Linked DNA regions of Mus musculus: all the other regions are linked to region 3. A link is a loop called in an ENCODE intact Hi-C map of the cell type or tissue named here. Cell type or tissue: left cerebral cortex. All regions are shown on one strand. Each heading gives the region's core, and the rest is flanking DNA. Links, peaks and the distances in the headings are about the cores only. Region 1 overlaps Acvr1 (activin A receptor, type 1). Region 2 overlaps Acvr1c (activin A receptor, type IC). Region 3 overlaps Galnt5 (polypeptide N-acetylgalactosaminyltransferase 5).

Evidence for each region. Peaks named below come from ENCODE experiments on the same cell type or tissue, not always from the same donor. Only the 100,000 strongest peaks of a DNase experiment are listed, where the experiment ranks them.
Region 1: a loop joins it to region 3, with 4 times the contacts of the local background. A loop is called at or near these places in 6 of 42 quality-filtered maps.
Region 2: it touches region 3 in a loop (2.0-fold over the local background); 6 of 42 quality-filtered maps call a loop at or near these places.

Annotation. Positions count from the first base shown.
Region 1 is chr2:58,468,524-58,479,311 of GRCm38, forward strand. Acvr1 (activin A receptor, type 1) reads right to left here. Exons shown (of 12, transcript NM_007394.3): 6 at 9,082-9,293; 7 at 5,650-5,749; 8 at 1-137. Among named protein-coding and RNA genes, the nearest start is that of Acvr1, 93 kb to the right of the region's middle. In left cerebral cortex, for the core only: no CTCF peak of the experiment used is centred there; a DNase peak (open chromatin) is centred at 4,953.
Region 2 is chr2:58,319,759-58,330,546 of GRCm38, forward strand. All of the region lies in intron 1 of Acvr1c (activin A receptor, type IC), which reads right to left. Among named protein-coding and RNA genes, the nearest start is that of Acvr1c, 33 kb to the right of the region's middle. In left cerebral cortex, for the core only: a CTCF peak has its summit at 5,088 (motif pointing left); DNase peaks (open chromatin) are centred at 4,760 and 7,438; H3K4me3 peaks cover 389 bases; H3K27ac peaks cover 744 bases.
Region 3 is chr2:58,023,174-58,033,961 of GRCm38, forward strand. It overlaps Galnt5 (polypeptide N-acetylgalactosaminyltransferase 5), which reads left to right. Exons shown (of 10, transcript NM_172855.3): 4 at 1,413-1,548; 5 at 2,108-2,227; 6 at 2,871-2,988; 7 at 4,664-4,987; 8 at 8,934-9,014. Among named protein-coding and RNA genes, the nearest start is that of Gm33594, 21 kb to the left of the region's middle. In left cerebral cortex, for the core only: a CTCF peak has its summit at 6,386 (motif pointing right); DNase peaks (open chromatin) are centred at 3,755, 6,393, 7,940 and 8,362.

The sequences.
Region 1 (10,788 bases), core at 2,540-7,539, 440 kb after region 3:
TTCATGCCTCAACATCACAGTGTTGTACAATTCCGTCTCCCTGAACCATGACTTCTCGTCTCGGGAGGAGAAGATCTTCACAGCGACATTTTCGCCTTGCCAGCTGCCCCTCCATACTTCTCCATACCGGCCCTTCCCTGTGGACAGCAAAACAGATGATATATGTAAGAAATGGGTTGGCTTTCCTTTTCCTCTCAAACACAGTGAACCCGACAGTGTCCTTATATTTGAACCTCCTGCTCTTCTCTTCTGACTAACCAATTATGTCAGACTGTGAAGCCAAGCTCCCACCCATGGCATAGAACAAAGTCACCACCTGTATCAAAAATAAAATATGGAGGCCATTTGGCACATGAGTTCACTAGCTGGATTTGGGTTCTGGTAGATCCTTTTTGAAAAGAAACTGCCATGCCAATAACTTTGCATTGGTTCTGTGTTTCTTTGTGTGACACTGAATTTATTCTTTGTTGTATAGAAGGGTAAAGACAGGACACACAGCCTGACCAAGAAACTCCTAGTAGTAAACAAAGCCTGATGCCCCAAACTCTTCATTATTTGCTAGACAAACTCAGTCTAGAACTGCAAATACTTCACCTATAAAGATGTACAAAAATAAGGTAAAACCTATCTTTCCCTACCAGTTGAATCATGGCAGGAATCTGCCTTCCAGTCAGTACAGTACCTGATAACTAACTTCACATTTATATTTAAGTTGCTTTCCTGAGGGTGTCTGACTTGTGCCCCAGACTAACTATGCAGGCAGCTCAACCTGTTTGTAGATGACAGTGGAAAGTCACAATGTCAAAAGGCTAGAAACTTTTGGCATCTAGTTTTTCAAAACACATGAAAGGTAGTACAATTTAGCACATACTACTGATCACTAAATTTCAATGTAGCATCAAAAGCCCAAGGGGTAGGGGTATATATCTAAATAACTAGATGGTTTCTCTGGTTCCCCCCCTTTCCACTGGACCCTGAGAAGCATTTCTCAGCCCAAATGCCTGAATATATTTAAGCTCCTCTTGCCCCACAGAGGGGCAGTTTGACATCCTGGAGATTAATGACAGTCCCCAGTGCTGGTAGAAGGTTGTGAACCACCACCTCCAAGGGGTTTCTTGGAGAAAGATATATTTCAAAAGCAGAGTTTCAAAGTCATAGACATAATTCCAGAAGAGCTCTAACTTCTGACACTGGTCAGGGTGTTGGTTTAGATGTGCCCCAGTGATGTCACACTCAGACTACACTAAAATAAAGAGCCTTTGGCAGTTAGAAAGACAGTACCAGCAAGCAAATGAGCTTGCCAAGTGTGATCCTGGGTTCGGACTCTAGAATCTATATAAAAGTGAAAATAGAGAACTGACTCCACAAAGCACAGTCACATATGTGCGCCATAAACATACACACACAAAACTGGTAGATAAAACATTTCTTAAGTCACCCGAGGGCTGAAGAAATGGCTCAGGGGTTAAGAGTCTTGGAGGCTCTTCCGGACGACCCAGATTTGATTCCAAGAACCCACGCAGCACACACCCTTCTATTATTACATCAGTACCAGGGAATGCAATGCCCTCTTCTTACCTCCTCAAACACGAGGCATACTTGGGATACCCAGACATACATGCAGGCAAAACCCCTATACACTTAATATAATTCAGGATTTCATTTTAGTAACTTGAAGAGCATAGTTTACAAAATAGGGTAACTTCAGCTGGGATCTGACCTGTCTGATTCATGCCCCTCCCCCCACCTCTATGTAGTAGCCACATGCTTATCAAGGGCATGTCCCCCTTCCAGTCATCTCTTTAATTATAGGTAGAGATGATCAAAGAGATAGGGAAGAGGATGTCATTATCTCAAAACCAGTGGGGGTCAACATGAGGTGTAGTCGGCTTGGATGACAGGCGTGCAGCGGGAACCGAAACTACAGTGCAATGAGGCTTTCTGCCCAGGCATGTGGTGACTGCACCATCACGGGGCTGTAATAGGCAGCTGTGGTGCCACCTGCCTGCACACAAGTACAATCTTCTGCTGGAAAACTAAGCCAATAAGACCCTACACAGAGAAAGAAAGCAGGTGTGCCAGAGTGACATACCTGAAACTGTCACAAAAGCTCCAAGGGCAGGGGATGCGACTTGTCGATAGAGTGCCTGCCTCACAGGTGTGAGGCACTGGGTACCATCCAGCTCCAGAGGTGGCAGCACGGATATCCAGCAAACTGAGCTTCCATGACAAGAACTGATAACCCTATCCAATAGCAATGACTAATATAAAGGGATGCTAAGAGAGGCCAGAGTTCCTTGTGAGCTACTGTCAATAATCACACAAAGTCTACTTGGTTTACAAGTCATTTTAATCAAGTCGTAGGAGTGGCTCAACCTTTCTGTTCAAGATGAGGACTAACTGCCTGAAGATGCCACCAAGCCAGAAGCTACAAAAGCAGGAAATAAATGCTAAGCTTTTCCTGCCTTTGTTCCATCTTGCAACTTTTTGATTTTCTCTGGGGAGTCACTGTTTCACTGAGAAGGCAAGAAAAACATCCCAAAGAATTGTGGATACAAAGTTGTTTGTTGTTGTAAATCTTTTTTTTTTTTTTAAGTTAAGAAAAGAAAATATACGACATGGTAGGTGGATTAAATCAGAACAGAAATCTATTTTAATGGCTGTCAAATGCTTTTTGCTAATGTAATCTTATGTCAAAGCCACTAAAAGAGTGGTACAGTTCCCCAAAAGTCCCTGGCCAGAAAGTCCCACAAAGAGGATGCATAGGGCTGGAAGGGTTGACATGGTCAGATCCCCACGTTCTTGAACTAAAGTGATCATCTATCCATCTTTTCCCGCCAAGCTACACCTTGGACACAAAAACAAAAAACTTCTGAACAGGCTCTCCACCCACCAGGCTCTAATGTCAACCCCCAAAATGCAATAGTTAAATTTACAGTGGTGAAAAATGTTGAAGAGCATCTATCGAGTGCGACACTGTAGACAGTTCAGAGGAGCAAGACTCTGGAGCCAGTCTCTGAGGTATGTGGGACTATCTGTGAGTGATGGGTTGTTGGGGCAAGAAGACAGGAGCAGCAGGTGCATGGCCCCTCTGCTGCCTGCCATCACTACCCAGGTATCCTTGTTCATACACAAACAGGATGCCAGTTAGACGTCAAGACAACCATTCTGGTTGTGGGTGCTGAGTGCCTCTGTTTTGTTGTTGTTGTTTTGTTTGTTTTGTTTCTCCATCTCTTTCTAGTCTTAGTCAGTTGTGGTGGAGCTGCAGAGAATGGGAAATAGGAACAGTAGGTGCAGACCTGGGGAAAAGGTACCACAGCTCCTTTGCTGGCCCCTGTGTGTCACAGGCAAGCCGTGCTGCCCACTGCAGATCTTACTACTAGATTTGACACTGTTCCTCCTTCATATGGCAGAAAGCGCAGGGACCAGTTCATAATGGTCAGCTGCTTCCTGTTGTTTTTAAAACAAAATCCCAAACATTTGGTATCCCGAATGAAGACTCCAAAGCCAGATGCTGTGGTGAAAGCCTGCTAGCTCCGAAAGGCAGAGAAAGCACCCGGCTGACCTTCCTAGTTCACCATGTCCCAGATGAAAAAAGGCTCTTTCTCCTCCATGATATAGTTAGATACCCCTCAACTCAAAGACCCGCCTTTCTCTTTCCTGGGTTTTCCTATGTTCACTCCCTGTCAACTGGTTGCTTGCCCTGCCTCTTGACCTGTGGCTGACTTTATAATTCCATTCGAAGAAAGCTCTTTGGATTAAAGGTGTGTGCTAGGGCTGAGCCACACCACCACAGGGTTTTTCTGATTCACAATGTGATCAAATAGCCTGCGACAGCGTCCGCCAAACAGACTGTCAGAAGGCAGGAGCTGCTATAGCCACCCAAAAAGCCTGCTCACCAGAAGGGGTGAGACAATACAAGGCATTCCTACACACCATCTCAATGAGAAGCTGACAAAACCCGTCATGCTACCTGCAAATATCTACACTCCACATACAAATAGTGAAACTGAGGATTGTATTTAAAATAAAGTGTGATCGCTTCTCGGCCTTTTGGCTAAGATCAAGTGTAAAATAAAGTGTGTCCTTCATGTGTGGGGGGAATGGGAAGGGGAGGGCAGCTACGTATATATACGTGACGCTAATACTGGGTGTTTGGCTCAGTCACTTACTTAATTGAGACAGGTTTCAGACTAAACCTAAGGCTCACAGATAAACCTAGACTGCTTGGCCAGCAAACTCCACAGATCTTGCCCTTTCTGCATCCCCAGCACTGAGACTATAGGCACATACATACATGCCACTGTGCAAGCTTTTCTACATAGGCACTGGGGATCAAAATCCAGTCTTCATGCTTGTGCAACAAGCACTTATTATCTGAGCCATCCCCTCAGCCCTGAAAATCAGGACTTTAAAACTCTATTTGGCCATAGGGATGTATACTTATAATAACCCCCAGTACTCAAGAGAGAGAGGAGAGAGCATCAAAAGACGATTCTCGGCTAGATACCGAGTTTTGGGTCTGCCTGGGCCAGAAGAGACCCTGTCTCAAAAGCTAGAAGAGCATTCTGTACCAGCCTCATGGAATTCATGAAGCCGCCACCGCCGTCACCATCATCATTTTATTATTCTTAAATCATGCCTGACCCAAAAATTCACAATTCCTGGAATTCATTCTGCCAATTCAGAAGACCAAAGAATGTGTGCCAAATCCTTTTCACGCATCTCTGCTAACCTGCTAGCCGAACTGACCGTTGCACCGCTTTTTAAAGTACTTCTGATAATTCCCAACACCAGACGAGGTGTGTGCATTCTGAACAATGAAGGAAGGTGGGCCTCTGAGGTGGTTCAATGGGTGAAGCGCTTGCCGCAAAGCCTGATGATATGAGTTCAACCCCCAGAGCCCATATAAAGGTACGGTGTGAGAACCAACTCTACAGCACTGTCCTCCAAAGTCCACGTGTGCTGTGGCGTGCACACACCCACACACATACGTCATATACCCACATGCAGCAACAGCAGATTTTTTTCTTTTTTTTAGAAATTTTAACGGATAAAGGAGTACAATTTTTTTCACAATTAATATGCTGACCTACACTATGTCATAGGGAGAAAAATGAAAGGCTATCAAAATGTATATAGGTCTTCGTACTAAGCACTTAATTAAAAAAAAAACATAGTAAGGTTCACTCGAGTTCTTAAATGTATATTTTCATAAGCTCTTGTGTCTAATTGATACACAGTAACTTGACATACTCACTCTTCCTGTTAGAGGAAGGAGACGCTAAGAATCCTGGGGAAGACGCAGCAACTGACCTTACTATCCAGAAGCCCATTTCCTTCAGATCAGTCAGCCCCTGTTCAACGCAGCCTCGTGGATTCACGCTAGGCATTGTCTGTTCTAGTCAGGGATGACTCTCTTACCACAACTTCAGCAAGCTCTCAACCGTGAGTCACACAGAACAGAGACCCCCATGGCTGTCTCACACCCCCTGAAGTGGAATAACCACATGGTTGCTTGGCACCTCCTGCATTTAATGAGGAAGCAATAATAAGCAACAAGAAGCAGACTTTTCCAAGCCCTGGCTGACTTCGAGAATCACAACCAACATTGCCTGCTGCCCAAAAGGAAGGGAAACATAGAATTACCGACACACTCCAACAGGGTTATCTGGCGAGCCACCGTTCTCTGTACCAGGAAAGGAAGACCGGAGCCACTTCCTGATGTACACGAGTGATCTAGTAGTTCCTGTGATGTAAAACAAGGAGAAAAAGAAATCACTGAGCAACAGTGCCCGCTTCAGCGTCCTGCAATACATGCTGTGGGAACCCACAGGATTTCCAGCAACTCTGGACATGTGACCCATTCAAATGCCTGAAAATCTCCTTTGAAAGGACTAGTTATATGTCTTGGGAAACTTAGAAGCGAAACCTACAGCAGGTTTTCCTGATGGATAAGTCATTCTTTCTTAAGCTCTATAGAGTTTTCTAATCAAATATGCAAGGAAGGAAACAGAGCTAAGCTAACGCGCACATTAGAAAGGCTACGGGGCTGTGCGTGAGGAGTCAGTAGGAAGAATGGGGGTGGGGGATACTTGAGCACCAAGAGCTGGGCATTGTCTACTATTATCTATTCTGCTATGTCCACTAAATGTCTATCAAGTGATCTACTTCGGTTGCCTTACAAACTAAAGGTGTCTAATTGGAAGCAAGCAAATTAGGACTATGAAGAGCCAAGTGTAATATCTGTAATGAAAAGATTCTAATAATATGTGGGTCATTAAATTGGTACTTATAGGTGTGTGCGTGGGTGTTTCTGTGGATGAAGATTCTCATTTTTTTCAGGTAATATATGAACAAGCAGGTCACTAAATTAACACCTACTTATCATTTTTCCATATGAACTGCAAATTAGAAAGGAAACAGGAAAAAAAATATATATATATTTCACTTAAAACATAACACCAGAGTCGCACATTGATTTCCCAAATGAGCATACTGGCAAAAGGCTGCCAGTTAGTTCATTCATGAAGTTTTCTTTCACACTCTCAGCAAAGGCCCAGCGGCAGGACCCGGCCTGGACTATCTCTAAGGCACAGACAGCCTTATAGCCATGGTGATGGTGGAAAGATTAACCCAGCCCAAAGTTCTTCCTTTCCCAACACATAAACTGGCCCATTAAAGCAACACATAGATTTCTGTGAATTTCATCTTCTCTCCTTTCTGTGGAGCAAGACCGTGAGATACTGTGGATCAGTAAGATTACCAAAAGCTAAACACTCAACATAAGAAATTCAGAACCCCTAAAAGTCACAAAAGGATAATCAAGAAGAAAAAAAATGTGATGAAATAGGCTTCGTGTCTCCCCAACAATTCCCTCTTGCCCTGCTTGGTGACTCTATTCGTTCAATTATTTTTGAGGGAAAAAAAAAAAAAAAACCCTCTGCACATTGAGCTGTTGCTTTTCCATGAGGCATAGTTTTGGTTCTAATTAAGTGTGCAGATTTGGGAGATGGGGCATCAGGCAATCAAGCAAAGACTAATAAAGACCTACCTACCTCAAGTTCTGAAGGCCCAGCCGTGGGCGAGCTTCAGCAAGGTTACTCTTTGTCAGCTCACATAAATGAACATATTGTTTAAATAAGCAAATAAGGACATCTCGTTATTCCTTACTGTGTCATTATATGGTGACACTCTGTCAGCTGCGTGGCTGGGCTGTGTTGAGAAGACTGTTATGGCGCAGGCTTTCATTCCCATTTCAAAATCCTAAAAGCTATTCAAACAGTAATTTACACTAGATATTCCAATTACTGCCCTTGGTAATTAGACATGCTAGCAGCTCGGAGAAACACAGTTCTGACTAATCTACATTAGCATCTTGCTTTGCCTGTCGGGAATCATCGTCATGTCTTTCTGCTACAAAAATCTCATAAACCCCACCTCCTTTCCCCTACACCTTAAACCAGACTTCTGGACAAACATTTCATGGAAACAAGGTACACCCTTTCTCCCAGTTCCACCACATCACAACTCAAATTGGTATGCAAAACGATGTACACAGGCTAACTTGTTCCTCTTTCATTCAAACAGAACCCTGATGGGACAGGAATCAGGGCAAGACAGTTCCCAGCCTGGATCCAGCATTATTAACGTACTGACACCTGACTACAGGGGGTACCTATGGCTGCCCAGGTCTAGCATGTGAGCCAAAGATGACCACTGCTTAGCGTACATCTTTTCCAGAAAAGCAACAAAAGGCAGTTGTAGAGGAAGCCTAGCTACAGAATTCCCAGGCACTTACGGACTTGTCAGGTAGTGAAGCCAGCCTGCGGGCATGACGATCTGGGATGAGGAGGGAGCAAAGCATTAAACAGCTCTGAATCACATTACAAAGATAACTTGATTGACTTGCGACTAGCTAGATTGTGACAAGGAAAGAGCTGATTTGGTTGTGTTGTTCGCACCTAACACCCACAGAGCTTTGTCTTTTGCAGAGAAACCATGTAGTATCCATGGAGAAGGCTGTTACTTTATTCTTCTGCACTCTATAGTAGGCTGCTTATGGTGAGTGACCTACTTCCCCGAGTTAACTAAAAGTTTAGAAGAGTAACTAAAGGAACACTTACAGTATCGTGCTATAGCTTTAAAATGCAGGAGTAATTTTAAATTTTTATTGCACATATTTGTTTGCTTATTTGTTGGGGGTAGGGGGAAAGCCTTGCCACGGTACATATTTGGAAGTCAGAGGACAGCTTGTGGGAGTTGGTTTTCTCCTCCTACCCTATCAGTCCTGGGGATTAAATTTAGGTCATTAGGCTCAGCAGTGAGCATCTTTACCCTCGGAGCCGCCTCACGGGCCAGGAAGAAATTTCCAAATGTATAAATAATAGCATCTTCTATGCTGAGGAAGTAAACTCGGGGGGGGGGGGGGGGGGTTCCTAGCACCAGGTAACTGACTTTGAAAACTTATCAAATATATCAACAATTTTATTGTATGTTGAAATGATAAAAGGTATAAACGGTTTGCTTTTCCCCCTATTTACTTGTTAAGCTGGCTACTCAAGCATTTTAAACTCTGTATGTGCTATGCCCAGTTGTACTAGAGGACCCTGGTTCAACCAGCCGACTACTCGCCACAAGGGGGCAGTACTGGAGCATCAAAATCTTAATGGCTACTTCTGGAGATGTCAAGTCTCTAAATTATGGCGGATGCACATAATCTAAAGGGAAAAGGATTTCTTAATAATAATGAAAAGATGCTTCCTTTAAAAAAAATGTTTGTTGTTACAAATAGAGTAACTGAAGACCACCACGTCAAGTTCTTTGAATCTCTGGTCCACCAACTATTCTTTGTCCCTTTTCCTCACATTCTCCAAAGAAAAGTCACCACCAAGGATCTACTAAAATCTCCTAGCCCCATCCCTTAAGTGCCTGTCTGAAACGGATGTCCTTGGCTTTTAGCCCAGTGACTAGTCACCATACATGTCTGCATAGTCATTGTTGGCTTTGCACATTCAAAACAAGAAAGTGTCCACCTCCATCTCGTTATTCGTAGGCCTCCCTCTGGGGTCACAAACTCACCGCTAGAGTGCTGTCTCCCACATTGGTGGTGATGAGCCCTTCAATGGTACCATACTCCACGTCTCTGGGGTTCAGGCGCTCTTGATTGCGTCTCTTAAACTTCCTGAGAGCAACTCCAAGGATGCAAGCTAAAAGACATACTGCAAACACCACCGAGAGGATGATAAGGCCAACTTCCAGGTGGAAATTCTGTGTTCCGGGGAAGGACTTCCCTGGAGAATGGGAAGAAAAGAGTAAGTAGGCGTGGAGACCACAGTTTTCTTTGTTATTTACCAATATCTTAGGTAATGGCTCCTGATCCCGACCAAACCATCTCACGTATCAAAACAATTCACAACTAAAATACTTCCTAACATTTAGACAATGGCCCAGACACTCATTTAAGTGATCAATTAAATAGAACTGGGGTTTAGAAAGGATTCCACCAAGAATCAACTGTATTTTAATGCATGAATGCTTAAGAGCTTCTTAAATATAAGAGACACATAATCCTTGATGTTAACGCTTATGAACGTGGACTTCAGATGCAAAGATGCTTTTCAACGAGCCCTGATGAACAGCCTCTATACTGTAATATCCCAGTGAGAAAGCGCTGATCTCCTCCCTAAGCTTGACCTGTCTCAGAGTTCCCTGCAGCCATCCACTCTCTACTTAAAGGTTCCTTTATATTGTTTCTTTAACTCCCCAAGTCCTGAGAATCAGGCCGGTGCTCTATAGTGCATACCATCTGTATAATTATTCGTAAAAGTGATTTAATAAGTGACAGATATTGTGGCCTCTCAAATAGGACATTCCTTCCAGGAAATGTCTTCTGTGAAAACACTGGGTGTTGGGAGAGTGAAAGGGCTCAGAGGGTCTCAGGAGTTGCTGCAAAGCCTGACAGCCTGAGTTTGATCCCTGGAACCCACACAATAAGAGAACCAATTCCTACAAGTTGTCCTCTGACATGCTCAACACACATGTGCAAATGCAGGGCCATGTGTGCCTGCGCTTTCGCACACACAAACACAACCAAGTCAACACATAAGTAAAGGTGTTGCGTAGTGTGCAGCATAATGTGTTCGTGAGGATCTTCACACTGCTGGCAAGGTTTTTGTGTGAATACAGATGTTTCTTCCTGTCCATCCCTTCTTTTAGCAAAGGATTAACTCAGTGAGCATAAGGAAATGACCTGTGAGTTAATTACTCAAATAGCCAATCCTTTTTCAAACCCTTGTGTTTGATCCTATTTTTATATCCCAATGTAGCCTGTTCTATCTACCCAAAGGGGGTCATAGTAACTTCAAAACTGCCATGTGACCTATTGGTCTTTTGGTTTCCAGCCTCTTGCCTCCTTCCTGCCTTGTGACAGTCCTAGCAATGAAGGCTGTGTGTGTCCTCTCTTATCCTATTTGTGCTTTCCCTCTTCCACAAGGACAAAATCATATAATTAAACCTATTAAGAGGTACTGTACATTACAAGAATAAATTTGGCTTGGGGTGAGCCTATATTAATATTGACAGTAATGTGAGATAAGACAATGAGAGTTCACCATATGAGAAAAAGAGTTTCAGAGGAAGACCGACTTCCAAAGGGTTCAGAATCCATAAGAAATACATGAGGGGAAATGGCATAACTTCAGGGCTCATACACACCCTCATCTGACTTCTGTTTCAGAAGGCTAGGGATCTGATTTGGAAGGGTGGGCAAGGCTTCCTTCATCTTCT
Region 2 (10,788 bases), core at 2,750-7,749, 300 kb after region 3:
ATCCTCTATGTAGTTGCACTTGTATAATTAGAGAATATTTACATCAACCATCCTCAACACAGAACCTTAAGCTGCCAATTAAAATGGAAGTTGCCATTATTGATTTGATTTATGCTTTCCTATTTTGCTTTTTTAAACCTGATGCTAATTGAGTCAGTTCTTCTAGAATATTCCATGGCAGGATAAATCTGGTCGTTAGCAGATAGCAGCCCCTCCTTGTAGTTCTCTATCTTATACTTTCCCTTCCAATGTACTTAAGTCATATGGTATAAGACAGCAAATGAAGTTGAAGAAAGAGGCAATTATCCGTAATAAGGAGGTCTATTAGACCTTTTCCCAACATGAGGACTGCACTTTTCTCGTGTCTCTTCCCACCCCTTTAATTATCTCCCTTTTTCTCCCTCTTTGCCAATTAGTCTATAAAAGCCAAGACATCTGTTACCCAAAAGACATCTGTTACCCACATCTACCAAAGGATGTGCACATTCCTTATCAAACAGAAAGTAAATTTTCACCCATTTTTACACATGATGACTAGCATACCCTGTTGACCAAAGTGTAAAAATTATTAAGCTACAAAGTGTGTGTGTGTGTGTGTGTGTGTGTGTGTTGTGTGTCTTTAGATCCTATGTCATTAAAAAGACAATTTTTTGACAAATAATTTGGGATAGTCCTTTCAGTATATCAGCTTTATCTTACCTGTTTCCTACATCTTGAAACCATGTGCTGAACTATGTAGTGACCACCTCGAACATCTGACTCCATACTCATGCCTCTTTCCCCAATAATTAGTTTACTTTGTCCACTAGCTCCACTTTTATCCCAGGCTATCAAGACCGATTTTCTTTTTTAATTGAGAGTGTGTTTTAGATGTGACCTGCTCATCGTTTGTAGGCTTCTAAAATAACAGGGGGAATAGTCCAAGCTCATCAAAGAGCTGAAAGTGCACAGGAAAGACACAAGGCAAGTGGCAGTAGAGAATCTGAACAGAATTTCCCTGTTGTCCTTTCCTGCCTCCCTTTTAGAATGATCTTACTATGTCACTACACTGCCCAGGCTACTACTGGATTTAGGGAATTCTCCTGCCTCAGCCTCCCAAGGGCTTGGACTATAGGTACATACAACCATATCTGGCTTTGCCTTCCTTACTGGTAAGGAGAAAACAAGACTTAAAAAGAAAACAGTGTTAAAGAAATATGGCCAACAGAAACGCATCGCTTTGACCTAAAGGGCTTTTAATACAAACTCGTCACAGAGAAACTCTATTTGTTGGGCTATCTGTGAGAAAATGTTCTTTTGTTCAATGTGGCAGTTATACCTCTAACTCAGGAAGCCATGCCCTGCTTGCTCAGAAGCAGTGCAATACCTGCCAAGAGGGAGCCCATCTGGGAAGTCTGATTTAACTTCTAGCCATGAGGCTCAGGAAGAGCACAACGCACTGACCATTTGGAGTTCCTCAGTGGAAACATGGTATTTAATAAAATGTGATTAACTGCTAGGACTCAGGCCTTAGTCAAATTTCTTAGTCTCTTCCAGACCCCAAACAGAGGTCCTGGTTTCTGTTGCTCTGAGCTTGCATCATTATCTCGGTGTAAGGGCCTTAGCAATTCTTATCTGTCATGGAGAGGAAGATAGCACTGATGTTGAAACATATGTGCACCCAAAGAAGGCAAGGTTGATCCTCTCAAATCACACTAATGTTTCAGGTAGTGTGAGAGCCCTGCTATTTCAGTATCCATTCAAACTTCTCTGGTCGATGTTAAAGACCATCTACCTAATAAAAGAGTAACATCAAATGAGAAGACATTGTTCTTTCCATTCTCTTCAAGTTTTAAGGAAATAAAGGGGGAAGGATGGAAACCTGAAGGTGTTGCAGGCTCTGTGAGTGGTATTAGATATTCAGAGACAGATGCTTAATCCTTTAATCATACATAGTATACCCACTGTCATAGATCACACACTCAAGACCAAAGGCAGCTTGTGCGTTCCACACCCAATCATCTGAGGACTCCAGATTCTCTCATGCAGAAAGAAAAATGTTTCCGAATAATGTTTCAAAATATAATGTGTAAGTAAGGCCAAAGTGTGTTGTTTACTTATAGCCTCAAAATTGTCACAAGGCATAGAAAAGATAATTATGGTGACATGAGATCATAACGCAATTTAAAAACCAGAGAGTTCTCATTTGCATGTTTTTGCTTATCAGCATAGATTCTTTTCAAGGATCTGTCTCAAAAAGATTAGAGTATTAGCCTCATAGACCCTACAATATGCCACATACAGAAGTCAGCAATTAGGGGGTATTTCCTAGTTAGCCAATATGTGACAAAACTTTTTGTGTAGATCCTATTAAAATATCCCTTAAAATAAGTGAATACAAAATAGAAATGTTAGATGGGAAGATGGCAGTCAACTCCTTCAGATCATTGAAAGTAAGACACCAATGGGTAACAGGCTGGGTAGCCAGGGTGGGACCAGTGTGGTGATTGCAAAGTGCGGAATTATCTAAATACGTTTCCCCTTAGAGAGGGCACAAACTTTCTTGAGTCTCTTGACCAAGTCTCGATTTAGTAGTAGTCTTGTACAACAGGAAGTACCCAATCTGGAGTATCTCGTCAGAAAGCCACACACATTCTCATCAGGAGACACTGTTCCTCTGACACACTCTTAGGGTAGCAATTACTCTCCCTCCATCCTTTAAAATGTACTGTCCACTGCTCAGGACACAAGCAATGCTCAGTTGTCTCCAGTCATGTCTACAATAAAGTAAGTCAACAGTGCTAGAGGTCCACAGGCTGAAAGTCTGAGCTCTTGATGCCTTTTTAACCTTAGGTTCAGATCTCTAGTCTCCTTTGTATGTCTCATAAAGTGACTCCTCCCACCCTCACCCGAAGCACCTCTCCCCTTCCTTCTAATTCTTCAGGCCTCAGCTCAGATGTCTCCACCTGGGTAAAATCTCCCAAAATCCCCCTGATCAGGAATCTGTTCCTTGCTTTTCTCGGTTCTTCCCACAAATCTATAATTAGTTCATTTGTTGTATTTGTTCCAGAATAATGAAAATGTTACAAAGCATAATGCCTTCTCCATTTCTGTCCAAGCACATTCCCAACACCTACAGCAGAGTCTCACTGTATGATACCGGTGTGCTAGAAGTGTGCTGAACTATATGGGGTGGGCTGGACTATGGGGTGGGCTGGAATACAGAGGTGGGCTGAACTACAGAGGTGGGCTAGACTACAGAGCTGGCCTGGACTCAGAGGTGGGCTGGACTACAGGGATGGGCTGGACTACAATTTGTAGAAAACTGAAAACTACATATGCATTCAGAGCTAAAAATCATACAACCTATAGTTATTTTTGTCACCACGTGTTTTCTTCCAGTCTTACACATGAGTTGTTCATATGTGAATCTATTAACACAACTTAGTGCTGCTCATACATTCATTTCTTCCGTTGACGGCACGATCACAACATTGTCTTTGTTATGATCATCTAATGGAACGCATAGAGCTGTCATCACTGAACATGGAAGTAGACAGCATTTTCTTATTTTTAGGCATTTTGATTGTTTTCAGTTTTTTGCAAATAAATAACCCTGCACTGAGCGTTTGCTAGGCAGGCATCACAGACTGCGGTTGCAACATTAGACATTCTTGATAGCTATTGTGAAAGGACTTTCCAGTGAAAGTTTCCACTGGTATTGTATGAAAGCACCACAGGACGAGCGTCAGCGTTTGGTTCCCTGCAATCTAAATAAGGTGACACGTGACAGTTGTAGCTTATACTAATCCTCACTTCCAAGTTAAAGGAGTTAAACCTGTTTTGTTTTCCAAATATTTATTTGGTTTCCTGTTGGGTAAGATTTTGGTTGATTGTGCTCATCTCCTGTGAATCTTAATTTTTTTTTCTAACTTGTGAAAGCATTTGCAAAGATGGAAGCCCTCATCATTTCCCCACTTCATAGGCCTGCTTTCTGTTAACCCTGTCCTCCTCCTCCTCCTCCTCCTCCTCCTTCTCTTCATCCTCCTCCTCCTTCTTCTTCTTCTCCTTCTCCTCCTTCTTCTTCCTCCTCCTTCTCCTCCTCCTCCTCTTCCTCCTCTTTTTGCTTGTTTGGTTGCCTGGTTGTTTCCTGCTGTGCAAGGGGTAGAAGCCCAAGAATTCTAACATGAGTAGTTGGCTTTTTGGTTTTATGATTCTCTCCTTGTCAAAAACAAATCCAGCAATATGCATGCTATTGAAATGAAAGTAAATTACCCATAATCCTCACATTTCCAAAATGACTACTGTTATTAGCGGTCTCCAAATCTCTCTATATCAAATTCATACTTACATACATGTAAACTCATGTTTTACTTGAAATTTCTCCCTTCTCTTAAATCTTGGCAAATCTTCTCTCATTCGAAGTGATTTTTAAAATTATTTTTTGCTATAGCCCAAGCCCTGGGTTAAGAAAGAGAATGGGGGAGGTCGGAGGTTAATAGCATGCCTTAAAGGACGTTTGCCCACTAGGTGTAAGGGCTGGTGTGTTACAACAAGCATGCTTGAATACAGGCTGTTGAAACACTGAGGTGGGGCACTGCTTCAACCTGCTAGGGCTGGGGACAAGAAATTCAAGGCAATTGGACGGGGACCCGGAAAACCTTCTTTTCAGTCAGCTCTGCCATTGTCAGACAGCCAGGAAAACCACAGCAGCCGGGGAAACCGCGGCAACCCTCGCCCACCAGACGGGCATGGAGTGTCTCGCCTGCCCCCTCCCTGTCAGCGGCTTCTGTCACTCCCACTCTCCAGCTGGAAGAGACTCCCAGCTTGCCGCCCACCCCATCGCCACCTCCGGTGTCCCAGTCACCAGCCTCCACGGGGGGCCCTAGGGCCTGTGCCACGGGGAATGTTCAATCCTTTCCCCTGGCTTGCAAAGAGAGGCTCCGAGCCTCCTGGACGCGAGTCGCCTAGGGCCATGTAGGGCACTGCAGAACACCTCTTTGTCCCCACCTCGCAAACTTCAGGCTTGCTTTCTTTGTCTCCTACCTCAGAGCCCAGCCAAGGGGAACTGACTGCAGGGATGGGATGATTTCGGGGGCATCTGGGTACCACCTAGTGGCTGCAAAGGCAGTATGCAGGCCACTGGGCCACTTTTTACACCTTGGTGGCCTCTATTCAGATCACGAACAATAAAATGTCATATCCCAGATTCCCCTTTGTTGAAACCTTAGAATCCCACCACTGCAGTGTGAGCTGCATGTACTCTGGAAAACTGCTTCTCCTCAGTTATGTCCCCAACCAGGTAAGGTGGGACATGTATCTCAGAAATAAGGATGTTCTAAGTCCAAGATCAAGGGATTGCCTTTGGAAAATTTCAAATGCCAATACTAGCTATCCTTTAAAAATGTTAAATTTATTTCAATTTCCTATTTTCAAATACAAGTTGATGAAACAAAATTTCCCAGTAAAGGCTCTGTCAGAAGTAGGGTACAAATCCTGGTTTTTGGTCAGCCTAACCTTTTTGTTGCTTTACCAGGAGCAGAAATAATTTACTCATATATGCTTTAATTGATGATAAATTGTTGTTTACAAGTATACCAATATACAATTTTAATATTTTTCCATGGAAAATAATCAGTAATTAATGTCCTCTCTAGCAGAATGCAGTTTCAAGCAAGAGTATGTACTATTGCATGGGAGAGTGAACGCAGCATTTCAGGAGCCCTGTGCCAGCCATGACAGGTAAAAGCCAAATTAGATGTAAGGTTATAAGCCTAGCTTTAGTCACATAGTCTTTTAAGATGATGTCTCAATCAGTCACTCTGAGAAGGTATTCTTAGATGATCATGAATGTTCCCTTTCAGGTCTATGGTAGTTTGAATAGGGATGGCCCCATAGACTCACATGTTTGAAAGCTTGGCCCACAAGGTGTAGCACTAATCACATGTGTGGCCTTGTTGGGGGAAGTGTGTCACTATGGAAATGGGCTGTGAGGTCTTATACATGCCTAGGTCTGCCCAGTGTCCTTCTGCTGCCTTCAGATCAGATGTAGAGATATTGGCTCCTCAAGTACCACATCTGCCTGTCATGGTGGGAACACGATAATGATAATGAACTTAACCTCTGAAACTGTAAGCCAGACCCAATTTTATCATTTTTTTTATAGAGTTGCCATGGTCATGGTATCTCTTCACAGTAATGGAAACCCTAACTAAGATAAGGTCTAAGATTCTGCAACTATAAGAGATGAATGTGTCATGCAATGGTATCTGGTATTGCCATACCATGAGAGCAGTATCTGTGTGTGAGAATATACTCAGAGAATCAAGGACATCCCATGTTGGAACCACAGGTTAGGAAGAATTATGTTTCCAGAGAGTTTACCCTGACCAGGCTGAACTTAATCATCAGAATTCATCATTTGGAGGTCTCTGAAGTCATAAAGGTCACCACCTGATACTTAATCCAGTGAAGTGTAGAGAACCCAAGAACCCAATGGGAGAGGACCCCAAGAGTGTGGATGCACTGAGAAGAGGAGTGTGTGACATATGCTGTGGGCTTGAGAAAGCTGGCATCCACTCCTAAGTTAACAATAAAGACAGTAAGAAGACGAATGAATGCCTGTCTTGCTTCAAAGAAGAAATTAACATTGTAAAGGAGAGGCAGATGATCAATTGGTAGTTCATCGTTAAATTCCAGGGCTGGAGGAAGTAGTCCTCAAGAGTTCTCAGGGGCTCACTTCCTGAAATGGTCACCCTAGGAATGTGATGGAGACATCACAATTCACATGTACACTCCCTGCAATGATCAAGAAGAGATGAGTAGAGAAATAACAGGGAGCTCTCTGAAGGAAGAAGTGGATCTAGGCAAAGAATGACAAGGGAGGTGTCTTAGTTGGGGTTTTACTGCTGTGAACAGACACCCTGACCAAGGCAACTCTTATAAAGGACAACATGTAACTGGGTCTGGCTTACAGGTTCAGAGGTCAGTCCATTATCATCACACTTCCTCCAACAAGGCTACACCTACTCCAAGTCCACACTTCCAAATAGTGCCATTCCTTGGGCTAAGCATATTCAAACCATCACAGGAGGAGTTAAAACGGGAAGAGTAGGGCAAGTAATTAGAGAAGTGTGTGTGTGTGTGTGTGTGTGTGTGTGTGTGTGTGTGTGTGTGTATGTATGTGTACTGATCCCATGTCTCTTTCAAATATTGACCCCAATGCTCATAGATCTAGCCTGGATACTCACAAGAATTTATATAATGCAAAAAGAAAGGGTATCAGCTCCTGGCCCTATCTGCAATGAAGATGGGTAGGAGTGGGAGCTGATGAGTGGGAGGTAAACTTCTTAAATCCGTAATTAAAAAAAAATACTTCTAAAAATATAATTCTCAGACTTCTAGGGATGATCACAGACACTTTAGGAGATGAAGTTACATGGTTTCTCCTGGATTCTCTGTCTATCAACATATCACTCAACATAATAACTGCCCTTGCCTAGAGATACACAGGCAAGAGAACAGAGAAAAAATGGAACTCTGCGAATGCTCAGGCTCTGTCTCAGCCAGAGAAAGTGGAACAGCTTGCCCTACATTGTTCTGCCTCTTTGGTATAAATGAACGTAACACAAAACTAATCATTAGAAAACTAACAAACAAATGAAAAACCCTGTCTTCCTGTCTGTGTTGAGTCCAACTTAGTCAGAATTTCACCAGGTTTAATACTAAGGACAGTGTGCCTTGAAAAACTTTCTGCCCATGATTGAAATCCTGAGCCCCTCTTAGACCAGTCCTGTGGCCTAAATAGGTACTGCTCCTCTCTAAATTGGTCTTCCACACTGCTGATAAGGAGGGAATTTATCCCACAGGGTTGTTTTGAAGATTAAATGATATAGACAATACATTTCATGTGTCTCAAAAAATTAAAACTACAACTTTAATCTCCACCATTACAGATAGTGGATTCCCAGCTCTTTGGTCATGACCCAAGCCTCACTTCTTAACATACAACTTTCAGAGTTCTGGAAAATCTTTCTAGTTTTGATTAACTCTTGCTTTTAGAGCCATAGTACCATAAATTAAATAAAACCAGTGGTTCAAAAACAACAGAAACGCTGCAAAACAGTAACACCGGATTATGATCAGAGGGTAGAAATATCTGGAAAACTGACTCTCATACTCAATATTATACTAAAATTTCTCCTTCTCAATTAGCTGGCTTCTTTTTTAGATTTTACGAACATTTCCACAGAATAATGAACAAAGTATATGAACAAAAATGAAATAAAAAACCTGCCAATCCCATTAATATTCAAGGAAGAAAGCAAATTCAAAGATGTAATCTTGATGTCAAACTAAAAATGATTTTATAAATTATAATAACTATAAATTGGTGGGAACTTAAGGCTCAGAGATCATTGCAGAGGGAGAGGCAAAAAGATTGCAGAAGACAAAGGAACAGGAAGTTTGCTCTAAGAGTTTGTCTTCCTAGAAATGGTAAAGTAGCTACACCCATAATGTCTCACCAACACAGCTGCCAAAACAAAGTCTGAACAATAACAAGACCAATAGACAAGCTAACACGGAGCAGGGAAGTCTCAGGAGTACCCCATCCTAGATGAAGAACTACTGGAAACAAGGGATGATACTGGGAACAGGAGAAATATTCTTCCCCAGTGAAGAGCATGCCAATTGGTTATCCAATACCAAATGGTGATCCCTGAAAACAATGCATACAAGTAACATTTTACAGGCACAGAAAGTTATATTTATATATTTGGGGAGATATAGATAGATAGATAGATAGATAGATAGATAGATAGATAGATCAATAGATAGATAGTAGAAAAAGATGATATAGATACAGATAGAAATAGATGATATACAGATAGAGATAAGTATAGAGATAGATGATATATACAGAGATATATATATAGATGTGTGTATATGTATGTGTACATGTATATGTATGTAAACATGTATGTGTATGTATAAACAACAGCTAAGAAAGCAGGCCATGAATTTGAAAGAGACCAAGGTAGGCAGTACATGGGAGGAGCTGGTGAGAGAAGAGGGGCTAATGCTATTATATTATAACCTTAAAAAAAATAAAATACATATATTTAAATCAGGGGAAGGTGATGGATAAAATATAATCTCCACATCCAGTTCAATTAGGTAAACTGTATAGTCCTAAAATATTGGTTAATTTTGAGATTGTATGTAGAACTCTCCTTTGAGACAAAATGATCAGTTTATTTGGAGTTTCTTGTCATTTATAAGACTAAAACATGGAAACAGGTGAAGTATTCCCAAGTCAAAATATTTAAGAAGATTTTGAAATGTAAATATTGCAAAAGATCTTCCTTTTTAGTAGTATGTAATTATCGCGGAACTTGCCAACTATAAATGTTTAAAGAGCAGAATCATCAAACAAATGTGCTGACACAGAGACTATGAGGAAATACCTCAAAAGCATGGTGCTCCCTGAGGGTGTGAAACTGAAGGGGACCTCCAACACACTCCTCTAACTCTCCATGCTGGACGCATATCAATACTGTAGTCGGACATTAAGATGATTATGTTAAAGTCATCTCTTGATCTGCCAAAGTAGTTTGCTCACATGGAGGAGCTGAAGATGCCATGGGGGTGCCTTCCTTCAGCCGTGTTGAAGGTCTTTTATAATAGCCTTGATAGCAGTCTGGGTGAACACGCACAGGCCCTGCTGCCATGCTGTCTCACCCCACAGTCCCAGAACTGAAATTGGTACTCCAAAATCAGACTAGCATACTGAATGCAAGGCTGTCCATGACCTATCCAGATAGACGCTCAGTCCCAAGTTCTCTCTTTCTCTACGCCAACTTCTCTAATAATGCAGGCACAAACCAAATGCCAGCATAGCCTGAGAGGTCATCCTCCTGTTGTGGCAATTGTCTTGGAGAGGATTAGGACAGACCTGGTCACTTTCCTGACTATGGAAGATAATCAAGAAAATGCTGACGGCCTGCTGTATGCATGATAATATAGTGAACGAGAGGACCAGTAACCTGACTCAGCAAAATGAGACTTGTTAAAGGCATTCCTGAGATTGCAGATACAAGCAAAAATCTCCGTTAAGTAAGCCTCACGGTAGAGTTAATGGGGCAAGGGAACTCATGAACTCCCAAGTGTTCCCTCCCCTGTCAAACTGAATGCTTTCATTTCTAAAGGGATACACAAGCAACACTACAGTCACAAAGAGCTTTGCCTATGTATGTATAGTCTGCTCTCTCCTTTGACCATGTAAGGTGCCTCTGCATTGCAGTCTTCTTTCCTAAGGGCACATGCTACTCTATGCTAATTAATTAAACGTACTGTAATATATCCAAGATTGATTTTGCGGTTTTTTTTCCTACTTTGTATCATTTTACAGAGTGAAGACGATACATGCAAGAAAGTAGTATATGCAGAAAGTATTTACTTAATTAATACTTAAGTATTACAAAGGAACTTCTATGGCAAAATCAAATCAATTATTTATGATTTTAAAATATTTTGTTTAATTAATATCACAAATGCATGTGGAAAAATAATAATAATATAGCAAGAATTAAAATGAAAATTGCATCTCCCTGGTCTCCTTCCCAGAGGCATCGTTTGGACTAATTGGTTGTTTCTTTTTCAGATATCCATGCAGGACCATAACATTGAGAACATACTGCTGTTTCTGATTATGGAGTTTGAAACATCGTCCAAAGCTCCTGATTTGTATAGATTCAAAGTTTCTATACACCCCTCTTTTGGAGAACCCATCCCTTCTAGTGTACACAG
Region 3 (10,788 bases), core at 3,669-8,668:
CCTCCTTCTTCTTGTAATTGTTGCTGTTTTTCATAAAGCCCATCTACAAACAAGCCAGCATTACCAGTATATAGTTCTAGAAACCAGAACATTATTTAACCAGGTTAAAACAAGATTGGGTTAAATTAGTCTGAATTTGAGTTTAAACTAGTCATCAAAAACATAGTAAGGACTACTAGCCATTTGTTAAGAGTGAGTATTAGGCAGATCTTAGAAGCATACAATAGGGTAAAGCAAAAAGGACACAGTATGTACTTCACCCCTCTCCACATTTCCTCATGCCTCCCCCAGTTTCTCTGCATCAGCACAGCCTCACATGTGATGGTCCCACCACAATTAGAAACACTACTTGGAGCCAGCAATGCATGGAACTCCTTACTTTCTTATCTAACACAATCCTGAGATTTTATTTTAAAATAAAATATCTGAATGTGGAGCAATGGTATCCGTGCGTAGGAGATTCTCCTTTTCCCCAAATAAAGCAATATAAAAATTCCAAAATGTGTTTTAGGCAGGTGCTCCTTCCCTCAGGTCCTGGCAACAGATGAATGAGAATATCAACTAGGTAGGATCTGGGCCAGGTAGGGAGGGAATGCAGATTTGGAGCCCCATCGTGAGCTATGTAATGAGTTGTTTCATACTATTACATGGCACCCGAGGTAAATTACCTTGGAACGTTGCCCTAGCTATTTGTTCCTCCAATCTTTATCTCCTAAGTAGAAATTAAAATAGTCTATGCTTCAAGTTTGTAGTTGGAAACAGATAAGACCACCGGGTAGAACAGAGGCACTTCATGGCATGACTTGCTCAAACATGGTTAGACATGGTAAGACATGCTAACTGAGCAGCCAGGTCCTGGAGTGGACAGTAAAAACAATAATAAGAATGAAGGGAACTTCAAATGAAGAAGTGTCTCTCAGACTTGCCTGTGGGCATGTCCGTACAGCATTTTATTTTATTTTATTTTTTTAGTAATGATTAATGTGGGAGGACCCATCCCACTGTGGATGGTGCGACCCTTGGGCACCAGTCCAAGTTGTATAGGAAAGCAAGCTGAGCAGACCTTCACTTCCATCAATAGTGGGTGGTGATTGCATCATTTAAATCAAATCAACCGTTTTCTTCCCAAGATGCTTTAGTCATGGTTTATTACAGCAACAGAGAAGCAAGCTTGTCACTAGCTTGTCAGTTGTTTCTAACCATGAGTCGTGCTTATTCTACAGAATCTCTACCTCTGAACGCTCTCCGTATTATTACAAAAATGAACCTCTAAGAACCAAGAACTCAGTGCAAAAAGAACACCCATGTTTACAGTCATGCCTCTTGAATAATCCCTAACACCTTTAATGATGAAGAATATGCACTTGCCATATTGTACTGAATTTTCCAATGATTTCTTTTCGACTCTACAGGTGATGTGCTGACATTCCTAGACTCTCATGTGGAGTGTAATGTGGGCTGGCTGGAACCTCTACTGGAAAGAGTTTATTTAAATAGAAAGAAAGTGGCCTGTCCAGTAATTGAAGTCATAAATGACAAGGACATGAGGTAACACTACCATACCTTGACACCAGAGAGTAACAGAGAGTGATGGTTCTCACATGTGCGATGTTAGAACCTAAGAAGCATGACCTACTTACCCAAAGAAGTGAAAAGATATGATCAATATCTTGGGTTCACAAGCTATCAATTCAGTACGCCAATACACCAATATTTATCTGCTAGTAACCCCAACTGCTAATTATCATATTCATCCCCTTTGCTGGTCAGTTGAACTCCCAAATATTTATTTTTCTCAAGTTTCTAGTCATACCCATATAGACTTTACAGGAAGTCTATATGTTCTTCTAAGTTGTTTCTTCTTCTAAAATGGCCATTATAGACTGAGAAATGAATTTAAGTTGAAAGAATTGATCTTACCAGCCAACCACCCGTGTGAATCATATCTATAAACTTCCCAGAAGTGATGATGCAGAATCATATGTGTCATCAACTGTCCCCAACCTAAACTTGTCACAAAGCTGTGTTAGTGAAGTCAACAGAGACACAAATAATCTTGAAAATTGCATTTGCACATTTCATTTGTTTGTTTTTTTTTCTGAATTAGTTACATGACAGTGGACAACTTCCAAAGAGGTGTCTTCACCTGGCCCATGAACTTTGGCTGGAAAACAATCCCTCCAGATGTTGTTGCAAAAAATGGAATTAAAGAAACAGATATAATAAGGTAGGTATGTGAAACTGAAGAGTAGACAACTGTCCTAAGTCCTTCTGTAAAGACAGAAAATAAGTTTTAAAAATTATACTCTATTGTTCTGAAAATCAGCAAGAATTATAGTAGTCAATTAGGCATGATGGCACACACCTATGATCTCATCACTAGGAGTCAGAAGCAGGAGAGTGGCAAGTTTAAGGATAGTCTAGGCTACAGTAGTGAGATACTGTCTCAAAAAATACCAATAACAAAATTATAGCTCTATTCAAGACTTTATCAAAGCAAGCAAAGTTTCCTGAGAATATAGTTTGCTACCTGACCCTCAAATTCAATTTGAAATGTATCCAATTTCACCTTGACCCAGAGAAATCCATAAAAAAACCCCAGGGGTTGAATCCATTAAAAACCCTAGAGATTGAATCATATAATTGTGAAATAAGAATCATAGTTCCACCCATGTCTTTTTCAACCCTAATCAGACTTAATTCCCATGAACCAGAAGCACTTCCCTAAGCCAAACTTCTGGCTCCATCCCAAGACTTCCCTGTACCTATCCAGAAATACCTCCAAACTCCCACATAGCCACATAGAGGACCCACTCTAGAAGCTAAGTTGCCATCGGATAAAGGTTTAACACAATTGTTTCTTGTTGTAGGTGCCCAGTCATGGCAGGTGGATTATTTTCCATTGACAAAAGTTACTTTTATGAACTTGGAACATATGACCCTGGTCTTGATGTTTGGGGAGGAGAAAATATGGAGCTATCATTCAAGGTATCCACTACTAATTGTTTATTATTATTATTATTACTTTAAAGTTTACCATTCTAGTGTCAGGGGAGATGACTCAGTTGCTAAAGAGATTGGCACACAAGCGTGATGATCTGAGTTCAGATCTCATGTAGAAAGCCAAGCAGTGATCATAAGGTATCTACAGTTCCTCTTGCTGAATCAGTGCGTTACCCATCCAGTAGGACAAACTGTTCAAAACTTAAAGTGGAGAGAGATTGAGGAAGATATCTTCTGTTACCTGTACACTCCACATACGTGTAAACACAAGCATCACCACATATGGAAGCACACACAAAGGCGTTTATGATTCTTAATTGGCTTCACTTTACCAATCCAATCATATATGTGACTGCCACTGAGAAGGAACTTCACCGTGGTACAGGTCCTATGGATCAAGTTTCATTTCCCAGACTTATCTTGGAAGAATCAACCACTATTGTAAATTTACTGGAATTAATATTTCACAGCAGTGTTTCTATGTCTAATCATGTGGGAATTACTTTCTTTTTTCTGCATAAAAGCTATGGGATTTCTACTTAATAGAAATTACTCTGGGATTCATCTGTGACATACAGTGGCTCTCTTGGAATAGCTCTCTAATACACTGGAGGCAGTGAAAATATCTGCAATGAGTAATCTTGATTAATACAAATGAGAAAGAATCCCTCCAGTGCGGGCCACTAGCAAACCAAATCTGTGCTACAGCATCTTTGGAGGCTGTGTATGCAATGACTTACATCATCATTGGCTCGTGTCCAGGAAAACCTTAGCAAGAACAATAGAACTCTACCAGAAGCTTCCATATGGGACTGGGAATTCTCTCTTCAAATGGGTTTAACTTTGGATGTCTTGACCAAGAACTTTTGAATTGGTTACCGTGAGCCTACAAGTCTCCCAAGGAAGGGGAAGGTGAACCGATAGATATCCATAACTGTTGGCGTTTAGTCTAGGCTCTGCCCCACAGTTACCTGGCAACAGCCAGGTGTGCCTGGCTCACTATAAAAGGGGCTACTTGCCCCCTCCTCTTTCTCTTTCTCTTGCTCTCTTCTCCTCTTGTTCCTGTCCCCCCCCTTTCCCCATTCCCCTACCCCCTCTCTCTCCATGTGCTCATGGTCAGCCTCTGCTCTTCTCCTTTCTTTCTCTCTCTGCCTTTCTCTCAACTCCACTCCCCATGCCCTGAAAAACTCTATTCTATTCTATATCTCCATGTGACTGGTACCTCAGAGGGAAGGGATGCCTCAGCATGGGCCCGCAGAGGCCACCCCTTTCCCCCCCCCACACACATATTACAGAGCCTCCACCAAACTCTGGTCTCTCTTTTTATAAAATACAATAACCATTTCCTGATTCAATCCAAACAAGAGCACATATTGGAGTTCTATAAAAAGTTCTTTAGAAAAGAGATAAAGAGAAATTTGCATAGATGATTAGGAAAGGGAAATAGTCTGTTTCATGGACCAGAAAGCAGTCTACCATATACAAAATTAAATAAGCCTGCTGGATTTTTTTCTTTCTTTTGTGAAAATGCTTTTCTAAGTTGCAAGTCCTACTTAGCAGGCTGAGAGAGTGTCTCCACAGAGTTCCATAGCATTGTTAGTGGCCTGTGATTTGTGAGCCAACACTTGATAATCGGTACTTTTAACTGACTCATTCCCAGGTCTGGATGTGTGGTGGTGAAATTGAGATCATCCCCTGTTCCAGAGTGGGCCACATATTCAGAAACGACAATCCATATTCCTTCCCCAAAGACCGTATGAAGACAGTGGAACGGAACCTGGTGCGGGTTGCTGAGGTTTGGCTTGATGACTACAGGGAACTCTTCTATGGCCATGGGGATCACCTCATAGACCAAGGGCTGGATGTGGGCAACCTTACCCAGCAAAGGGAGTTGCGGAAGAAGCTGAAATGCAAAAGTTTCAAGTGGTACTTGGACAATGTCTTTCCTGACTTGAAGGCGCCCGTTGTGAGAGCTAGTGGTGTGGTAAGTTAACAAGGCCGTTTGCTAAAACAACAGAAACTCCTTTAAGCATGCTTAGAAAAGAATGACTCTAAGCAGAAGGCACAGATGACACTAAAAGAGAGTACAGATAGATGAGAGTTGTTAGAGGTATATCTGAAGAAATCTATCATATGTCATGATGACTGATAACTAAATATCACATACCTATACTGCACATAAGAGACCAGGAAGTATGTCAGGATGTAGGCTTCATATCCTTTGGAATTTGACACTGAATAGAGAACAAGAATAATAAGAAAACAAAGTATGGACACAGAATTCAATGACTCTTATGAAGGAATGGGCCAGAGATGCTGATGCCTTATAAATGCATGCTGTCAAGAAATCCTGTCAGAAGATTAGAAGCCAGGTCTGTGACAAAATGTCCAACCAGCTCCGAGAAAGCAAGGTGTGGAGATACAACTCCTACACAACTCAGGACAGGTTGTGGCAATCAAGATATGGCGAGGTGGATGTGACTGTCAGGGGATAAATGGTGAAACCTAGGTAGAGAAGTGAGAGTCAGTTCATGTAGAGTCTTGTGGGTAATTTTCTTTCCATATTTCCTTCCTTCTTCAACGGGGTTGAATACAAGCTTCAAGTACAGGGGAAATACAGGCTTTAATTGGGTTCTAAAAAACTTTTGTAGAGAGGTTGAAAATAATAAAAATAGTCAAGGCACTAAAGGAAGTTTCACAAAGGGTGAACTGAGGTAAAGAATTTGAATGGGGCACAGTGCAAAGGGAAACTCGGAGAAGCTGAGACCCTGGGGCAAAGAAAGCCTGGAGTCCACCCACGAGTGCAGTTTCCTGTGATGGCATGTGACAAGCCAGTCCTCCACTTGAGCTCATGTTTATGTTTGTGGATTAGTCTCTTAGTTTACTTTTTTATGTTTTCACTCATTGCCCCACCTCCATGTTCAGGAAGATCTCTAACTTGCCTGTCAGTAGAACACTGGCAGAGGGCTCTTCCTAGGAAATAAAGGTATAAACCAGCCCCTCTCCCAGCCTGTCAATCTCCTAATAACAAAGACTTGATAAAAAAAAAATGATGCTGTTGTCCCTACTATAGAAATCCAGAGGGAGTAGTAAAAACAGGAGAGCATTCTGAATATTTGTTCTGATTTTATATAATTTAACCAATAAATACATGTAACCTGGCTTATTTATAACAAAGTGTTGTACAGCAGGATTTGGGGAAGGTCAAAGTAGACATCAGCTACTTTCGATAACTATGTAGGAAGGACTGATTGGCCTTAGCCACATCAAACACGTCACTTGCATCTTTACATTCCATCCTCCAAACAAGCATGGCCACGAAAAGGCTCAATAAATTTCTCCAGAGAATCTGAACTTAACTTAATCTGCATTACTTAACGTTAGCCACAAGAGGGTGCAATCAAACTATCTTTGGATTCCTTTGTAAGTTGCCACTGGTCTTTGAAAAGCTCTCCTCCTCAACAAAAAAATCAGATGCCTGCGGATGCCTGCGCCCTCATGTATGAAAATGCTGTGTATACATTTCGCCAGATATCACCAGGCTCTTCTTTTTTTTTGTATTTCTGTTCTCTTTTCTGCCTCAAGCACACAAATATTAATGAAGAGATACCATTTACTTTCTTCTAACAATCGTGTTATTACCATTTTAAAATTTTGAGGTTTTTTTTTTTCCAATGAATACCGAATACCAATCACAAAAAAGTTGCAAAAAAATTAAAATCTGTTTGTTTCTTGACCCACGTTTTTCCAAACGTTCAGCCTGTACACCTTGAATTTTATGCCCAATCAATGTTATTTTTTTTGTAATTTTTCATAAAGTCAATAATATTTTAAATCAATAAACAGCTCATCATCACTGTTTTTTTATTACAGTAAGTTGTAAGCAAACAGCCTAATCCTAAAGTTCAACAATTACATAAATAAGTGTCAGAAATCTCCACCTTTGACATTGGGAAAATGAAACCATTCAACACAGAAAGTATAAAATCTACTCAGTGCTTTATTATTATTTTTTTTTAACTTGAAATAGTTTGCATTGAAGGATCAGGGAGGAGATATTTTTCCCTCAGCCTCCAGTGTCTTCCAAGGCCTGCAGGAAGGAACAGTTTGAAATCAAAGCAAAACAATAGCAACAACAAAACTATATAATCTAAGCCTCTCCAAAGCATAACCTGGGTAATGCTAGCTGTGCGGTCAGGAGTCAAGTAGATCTGGGAAAGGAAACAGTTCCCTGAGCTGGAACCTTGTGTTCTGGAAGAATCTGAGAAGTCCTAGGATGGGCAACTTGCTTAGCTGTGATGGAGCCAGAGTTTTCCAAACTTATTTATGATAGGATTTCTGAATGAGCCATGAGGACATGAAACTTAGAACAATTAGGGTTTTAATTTTCTTCTTTGAACTGCAGAATTGTTCTATGCCTTGTGCTCCCTGAACTTGGAGTGCCATTGCTTGATCCTTCACGCTGCCCCCTGCTCAGACCTACTGATGGTGAATGTGCGTGTATTTGTCATTTCAAACTGTGAATGGAACATTTTGAAGATTTTGTTTTTAATGGAGATCTGTCCTCCTAGAAACACTTTGTGTTCCCCTGTGTCAGACACTATAGAAATGTCAACCATTAAAACTGCCAATGTTTGTTTATATTCCTTGAAGGTTGGTGAGGGTTCCTAGCCCTAGCAGGTAGATCACATTTTTATTTCAAAGCCAAAGGTCAATGTGAGGTTTCAGATTCCTAGAGAGAATCTAGCTTCCATATTTTCTCCCTGTGCTAGTAGATCAAGCTTTTTTCCTAAAACCCACTGGCAGACGGTGGTCTTTGTGTGGAAACAGCTCAGTCCCAGCTCTGACTTGCTCATCACCTCACACACCCCACATGCCCACACCCATTCCCATATGTTTCTGTGGGAACAGTCTTCCTACTTACCAACATTGCAGTAGTCCTTCTCTCGGCCTTCTCTCTGCATTTCTGACCTCACAAACAACTCCCTACTTACCCTTCAAGCTAAGCTATGCATTTGCAAGTGCAAACCAACCCACTAGACACCCCACTATAAAAATCTAATGATGTTGCAGCCAACATGGCCTCTATTACTGCAGCACCCCAGAAAGGACACAGATATGCTCACTATCTCCCAAGCTTCTCCGCCTTTCATGGAATACATATAATTCCTCCTCTATACCTCCGGTAAATTGAAAAACCTAAATTGCATCATTAACCTACCATCTTGTTAGTGCTGCCCAGCGCGTCAAAGGAATCAACCTTGTCTGCATTAAATGGCAACCGAGAGAAAGCTCCCTCCATATTTGACCCTGTAAATCCATTAAAAACTCCAGTCTGCCAGAAAGGGCCCTCATGTTTGGCTCTGTTTTAGCTTTCGTGACTTTCCTGTAATGAGTCGTAGCTTGACTGAGTCATTAGAAAGAGTCTGCCAGGGAATGAGCTGGAATCTGCTGTTCTCTGAAGGACTCAATTTATCTATGATCCAGTACCTAAGTGATCAGATAATTTGGAGGGGTCAGCCAAGGAACACAGCCTCTAAGTCTTGGCTTGAAATGGAAGGTGTGGACATGGACTATTAAAATATGCATTGAGATCAATTCAAACCCTCCCTTCCCAAATCCTTACTGTCTACTCCAACTTTTGCTCACTTCCATTTAGCATTCCAGCAAAGAGTTAATGACTAGCTAATGTCCATTGCCACTGTGACTGAATCACAGGTTTAAACTGACGGCTGTGCTGTGACAGAGTGACATTGTGTCTCTTTTAGAGAAGTGACCAAGAAAATCATATAGTGCAGACTTTTGCCAATCTATCAATCATCTTTTCACCTTATGATCTTCTACATTGTATTGTCTAAATGTGTCTGAATGTTTCGTTGTACATTAAGATATGTCAGTCCTTAATGCTCATTTTGTATTTTGCTTCGTAGCTTATTAATATGGCCTTGGGCAAGTGCGTTTCCATTGAAAATATCACAGTCACCCTCGAGGACTGCGATGGGAGCAGCCAGGTAGGCTCAGCCTGGATTCTCTGTCTCTTTGCAGCAGCCATGAATAGTGATTAAGCATGCTTGTTGCTCACATGACAACTGACCTCCATCAAGGAGAAATCCATAGATTTCTCAATGCCAGTGGAATCAATAGTCTGGTATAAGGAAGTGCCACACAACAGAGAAGCAGTAACAGAAAAAGTTGTTACTGTATTCCTTGCTCTGTGATGGATTTATTCTTGGCTTTTATCCATGCAAGACTAGCTCAACATATACAAAGTCTTAAACTTTTTTTGTAAGAGGCAATGAAGATAGTGCCTATCTGAAATGAATTGGCTACTCACAGGGACTGATAAGCACTTTCGAATGGTGGGTACTCTGTAGATGTTGGCAAAAATAAAGTGATAAAGACAAAAATGTCCAAAATACAGCTGGTAAAATGGCTCAGTGGGTAAAGGGGCTTGCTATAGAATGTGAGATCAATCCTTGAGACCCACATGAATATATACCAAAAGAATCAATTCCACACTACTCTTCTGACCTCCACAAACCAGCTGTGACATGTGTGCCTATGTGTCACATATGTACACGCATACATACAACTAGAATAATAAATTTAAAAGTTTATCAACAGATAATATAGAAACCATGCTTCTGAGCCGACATCCTGAGGAGTCAGCTTTATTTTCTGATTCCATTCCTCTCCCCAAATTTTCTCCTTCTTCTGAATTTTAAAGGAAACATCCCATAAAGTATGATCCTTGATTAAAAAATAATCTTCTGATAAAATAACCACAAAAATCAGAGCACAGTGAATGGAAGAGGGTGTGGGGCCAAGAAAAACAGAGAAAGACTACTCCTGCTGTGCTGAAGGCAAGCGCCAAGTGATTACCCTGCTCTCTCCAGCACCTGTATCCCAGTGGAGAATGGTATCTGATTTGGATGCTAAATCAGATTCCTGGGAACACTGATTCATGTGTACAAACCAGATTGCAGATCATAGTGTGGTAGACAGATCCTTTCCCAGTGATGCCCTTGGCTTGCTGAATTATTTCTTTGTCCTGATTTCATCATTGTGGCTTATATTTTCAAGCACATCCCATCGCTACATCTTATTTCCAAATTGCCCTTAGAATAGAAGGCATGTCTGTCAGTGTAAATCTTCTGTGGGTCATAAACCTGAAGCCAAGGAAACATTTTCATAATTAGGAAAGAGAGAAGATGATAAGTTTAAAGAATAAACTCAAAGAAGTAATTTTTACTTATTAGCAATTCACAGTGGAGAAAGTCATAAATTATAGAAAAACCAACTACAGAATTAGTCTAAACTTTATTAAAATATTCAATAATTTACTCCTTTAAAATGATCACCGTAGGAACTTAGCATACCTGTAAAATCAGTATTTCACTGAAAACCCAACTTCTGTTCCTGAATACCAATGAGTTGGGAAGGGGGACCAAAGTATGAATAATAGAGCCACCTCCTACCAGAAAACTCCATCACACTTTGACCCTCTTGAACCTTTTGAGCTTCTCTTGCCAGTGGCTTGTTTGAGTAATAAAAAGGACAGGAATGTAGAGGAATTTAGTTTGATTTGGGTCAGAATTGATAAGGTTTAATACTGGATTTGTGTTCATCTAAAATAACTCAAAAAAGATGAAATACTTAGCTTCACCCTCAACTCCTGTCCCTTACTTTAACTTCGAGTCTTCTTAGACTTTTACTTTTAAACTCTTTCTACGGTAATGTTCAGCTTATCTTAGTAACTATATAACCTCCTAGTCTGTTGCCATG